Linked DNA regions of Homo sapiens: region 2 is linked to region 1. A link is an interaction called in ENCODE POLR2A ChIA-PET data of the cell type or tissue named here. Cell type or tissue: MCF 10A. All regions are shown on one strand.

What was found. Peaks named below come from ENCODE experiments on the same cell type or tissue, not always from the same donor. Only the 100,000 strongest peaks of a DNase experiment are listed, where the experiment ranks them.
Region 2: POLR2A ChIA-PET joins it to region 1 with 5 read pairs; 5 of 35 experiments call an interaction of 5 or more read pairs at or near these places.

What each region holds. Positions count from the first base shown.
Region 1 is chr7:74,022,095-74,024,594 of GRCh38, reverse strand. No RefSeq gene overlaps it. Among named protein-coding and RNA genes, the nearest start is that of ELN, 4.8 kb to the left of the region's middle. In MCF 10A, no CTCF peak of the experiment used is centred here; a DNase peak (open chromatin) is centred at 1,314.
Region 2 is chr7:74,191,859-74,194,358 of GRCh38, reverse strand. All of the region lies in intron 5 of EIF4H (eukaryotic translation initiation factor 4H), which reads right to left. Among named protein-coding and RNA genes, the nearest start is that of MIR590, 1.9 kb to the right of the region's middle. In MCF 10A, no CTCF peak of the experiment used is centred here; no DNase peak of the experiment used is centred here.

The DNA.
Region 1 (2,500 bases):
CCACCGGGGACAGCACTGGTTTAGATCATAAAGGACTGGTGAGATGAGCTAGCCTTAGTTCTTTTTTGGTGGTTTGTTTTCTTTTTTGAGAGGGAGTCTTTCTCTGTCACCCAGGCTGGAGTGCAGTGGCACGATCTTGGCTCACTGCAACCTCCGCCTCCCGGGTTCAAGCAATTCTCCTGCCTCAGCCTCCTGAGTAGCTGGGATTACAGGCACGCGCCACCACGCCTGGCTAATTTTTGTATTTTTAGTAGAGACGGGGTTTCTCCGTTTTGGCCAGGCTGATCTTGAACTCCTGACCTCAGGTGATCCTCCCGCCTCGACTTCCCTAAGTGCTGGGATTACAGGCGTGAACCACCATGCCCAGCCAGAGCTAGCCTTAGTTCTGATGCGCTTGGAAGGGAATCTGAATCCTGCTATGCAGAGGTTCAAAATGGGACGGGGCTTGAGGACAGGGGAGAGGGACAGAGAAGGAAGGATGTCCTTGGAGGCTGGCAAAGGGCACCCGTGACAAGCAGCCCCAAAGGAGTGGCCCTGCCCTCGTGCTGGTGACTGAGCCAGAGAGGGCGGCTACCTCCTGTGGGGTGCCCGGCAGCATCGGCCCAGAGCCAGCACCTCAGCTGGAAAATGAAAGGGACTTCTGCAGTTCCTCTCTTCCCAGAGGCCACCAGGGACCCCTCGGATGGCCGGCCAGGAAAGGAAGGGGTCTGGCGCAGGCACAGGTGTCAGAGGTAAAGGGACTGCAACCGAAAATAGATCGAATGCCCATGGGTCTGGGCCATTTGCTGGGTGTCCCTTCATCACACAGAGCCAGCTCAAAAGAAGGACAGGCTGTGCTTCGAGGGGGTGCGTTGGACGTTGTGGGAGGGAGGCTGAAATTCTGGAACTCGGTGCTTCTGCAACCCCCCAGGCTGGGAGTGGGTTCGGAAGGGTCAGCAGTCGTTGTTGTGGTTGTGATGGGGACTGATGTTGATTAGTGTATGAGTTTGGCCAGATTATCTAATAATAATGAAGGATGGTGACATCAACAGTAATTGACCCCTAGAATCCCTGGTTTCGTCCTATGAAGACAGGATCTTCATAACCATTTAAGAGTACAAACATATCTGTAAGAATTTGGTATACAGCAAGTGCTCAAACATGGGAGGGGGTCCATGACACCATTTCAGGCCACTGATCATGGCTGGGTGGAGGGGTAGGCATAGCAGAAAGCCCCATCCCTGTGAGTGCTGCCCCCTGCAACCTCCGGGCCATGCCGTGTTTCCTCTTAGCCCCGGGCGTTTGTGTGTCTGAGTCATTTGTCAGTCTGGATCTTTGGCCAGTGTGAGCCGGGGGTGGGGAGGTGGGTGTCCCGGACGGGCTGTTCTGCCCTGTGCTGTTCCTACAGTGCCTCACGGGCTGTCTGTTGCCATCTAGAGGGGAACATCGTGAGCCGGCCCTCCTCTGTGCACCCCCTTCCCATGGGACCCGGGATGGAGGAGTCCAGAGCACGCCTCTTGTTTGTTTGACACTTGACCGTTTGCAAAGCACACTTCCATTTTCCAATGGGGATATTATTATGCCGGTTAACAAGCAGAAGGGTTAGGAGTCCTGTCTATAAACTCGGCCCCACCAGAAAGAGCATCTTGGTGTCTGCCTTAGATCTGTTTAATTTAATTTAAGCCAATGTCACACGGGTAGGTGGCAGTGAATTCCATCCCAGTTACTGGGTCTGTCTTCCTCCACTTCCACCCCCCACCAAAATCCAGGCATCTTAGATGGAGCCTGGAGATAGTAGGGGCCCTGACTCCCTGACTCCCTTGTTGGAGCCTGTGTGCTCGTGTGCACCCCAAGACTGTGCTGGAATCTGAGGCTGGGAAGCTCGGGGCTGGACCACCTCCAGAGGTGCTTCCAAGGGAGTGGCCTGCAGGACATTCTGTCATCTCCGGGCTGGCAGGAGATGCTTCCAGTCTAAGATACTCACTCTCATCTCAAAGATGACTTTCGGCGGCTTTTTGCTTGCAACGTGGAGAGCCGCTTGGAAAGTGGCAAGAGGGGAGGGTTATAGGGTGGATAAGAACAGATATTCATGACTCAATAAACTATCCTGCCACACAGGTGAGGAAACGGATCCTTGAGGAAACACATGACCAGCGGAAGGTCACCCAAAGGCACTGTGACCTGGAGCTCAAGCCTCTAGAGTATTTCACTCCTCCAGCCACACTGCTTTAGGGTGGAGCGATGATCTCTGTTCGGCTCCACACCTGGAAAGCAGAGCCTTCTCTTCCCTGGGCTGCACATGTTGTGGGACCCAGGGCCGAGCTGCCTGCTCCCCTGAGCTGGCTCTAGGAACCAGTGGGCAGAGCTGCTACAGCTCTTACCCCACCCAAGCGCCCTCCCTCGAGCCCTTATCTCCCTGGCCTCCCGCAGCCCTCCATGCTCAGGAGCCCTTCCAAGCGCCTGAGCCGGGAACACTGCCGGGTCGGGGGAGCTCTCTTCCTCCTGGTTTTGCCCGTCTCCG
Region 2 (2,500 bases), 170 kb before region 1:
AAAAGATAAACCTGAAATTTAGAAGTATTTACAACTCAGAACACAAAAATCACAAGAAAACGCTATATGAAGACAAAATAAAAACACAAAGTCCCAATTTTCCTGTTTTGGCTGCGTTTTAGGTGTGGGCCATTCTACAAGCAAAGCACCTGTGTGGTAAACAAAGCAGTTATCCGAAATTGGCCATGCCCTACACAGAGGGGCATGAGCAGAGAGCACAGCGCCTCACCCCCACCGGCGCCTCCTGTGGGGGCAAAGCGTTCTTTCCCCATTCATTTGTGTGCCTGCTAAGTGGGCTCTTGGCAGAAGTAAACTGCATCTCATTTAGAAATGCTGAATTCCCACTGGTGTGTAGGAGGAAAGAGTATTTTCTCAATGGTCTTAAGGGGCCTTCAGGCTTGTACTTCAGTGAAAGCTAAACTTTAACTGTATAACCTACTGATGTTAAAATTTGGTAAAAAGACTGGTTCACGCCTGTAATCCCAGCACTTTGGGAGGCTGAGGTGGGAGGTGAGTATAGGAGTTCAGGACCAGACTGGGCAACACAGTGAGACTCACTCTCTACAAAAAACACAAAAATTAGCTGGGCATGGTGGCGCACGCCTGGGGTTCCAGCTACTCATGAGGCTGAGGCAGGATAATCGCTCGAACCTGGAAGGTAGAGGGTGCAGTGAGCCAAGATCGTGCCATTACACTTCAGCCTGGGTGATGAAGTGAGACTCTGTCTCAAGGAAAAAAAAAAAAAACTGGCGAAAAGAAGTTAAACCATAATTAAACAAATGAGCTTGCTGCTGTTGGTTGCGCACTCAGGGGGTGCCACTGCTACTCTCTGCGAGAGTGGTGCCAAGGCTCCAAGCTTTCAGGGAGCTTGTCTTTGAGAAGAACCCCCAGAGCCCGCAGTATGCACTATACAGTCATCCTCATTATCCACAGATCCCATATTTGCAAATCCACCCAGTCGCTAAAATTCATGTGTAATCCCAAGCTAGATACCAGCAGCATTTCTCCAGTCAGTCCTGGACCTGCACAGATGCGACGATCCCAGCTGAGGCAGAAAACGATAATGCTCTGCCTGTTTCAGTTATTAGCTGTCAAGTCTTTTCACGATGAGTGTCGGGTGTTTTGCCCTTTGGGCTTTTTCTGGTGACATCGCTGTCTGAAGTGGCCCCAGGTGCAGTGTGAAGTGCTGTCTGCTGTTCTTAAGTGCAGGCTGGCTGTCAGGTGTCTTACAGACAAAACCGGTGTGGGATGAGCTTTCTAACAGGCTGAAATGATGGCACCACAGACTACTTACTACAGCTGGCCCTGAGTTCAATGTTAACACTATTAAATGAATCAACACTAACATTAAATGAGGCGTCTTTAAAATCAAGGTCACATAGGCTGGGTGTGGTGGCTCACGCCTGTAATCCCAGCACTCTGGGAGGCAGAGGTGGGCAGATCACCTGAGGCTGGGAGTTCGAGACCAGCCTGACCAACACGGAGAGACCCCGTCTCTACTAAAAATATAAAAATTAGCTGGGTGTGGTGGTGTGCGCCTGTAATCCCAGCTACTTGGGAGGCTGAGGCAGGAGAATCGCTTGAACCCTGGAGGCGGAGATTGCAGTGAACCGAAATCATGCCACTGCACTCCAGCCTGGGCAACAGAGTGAGCCTCTGTCTCAAAAAAAAAAAAAAGAAAAAAAAAAAAGTCACATAAAGCAATGTTAGGTATGATCAGCTGACGAAAATGTTGTGATCTGTAGCACACAGGAGCAGCACCGCACGGGCTCATTCAGTGTTCTAGCAACTCCACAGAACCACCTCCAATGATAAGCGCTGACTGCATCACCTGTGGTGGGGGCCGATTTCTATTCTTTAAAGGTGGCAAGGGTTTTGGAAACCAAGGGATCTCACACCCAGTTCAGAGACTGAGTTAAATAATAAATTTTAACAAACCAAGTAATGAAAGCAAGTCTGAACAGATTTAGACCAATAAGAGCACTGCTTTAGGGGAAATACACTGGGAGGCATACAGTCGAGTATAAGGTCCTTTACAAAGTATTTTACCCACATTACACAGTTCAGTGAACAAGCCTAGTTAGTATTAAAACATTTAACTTCACGTTTCCCCCAAACTAAACTGTGAAGTGTACCTTTCCACGTGAGTACAAAGTAAATTTACACCCTTTACTATGAGATTAAATGATTTCGACCACCAATGTCTAGCGTGAAACAAATAGCTCACACCACGCTGGTGAAGCAGATGAACAAGGATCTCTCATCAAATCTGTTGGTGGGGGCCGGGCGCGGTGGCTCATGCCTGTAATCCCAGCACTTTGGGAGGCCGAGGCAGGTGGATCACGAGGTCAGGAGATCGAGACCATCCTGGCTAACATGATGAAACCCCGTCTCTGCTAAAAATACAAAAAATTAGCCGGGCGTGGTGGTGGGTGCCTGTAGTCCCAGCTACTTGGGAGGCTGAGGCAGGAGAATGGCATGAACCCAGGAGGCAGAGCTT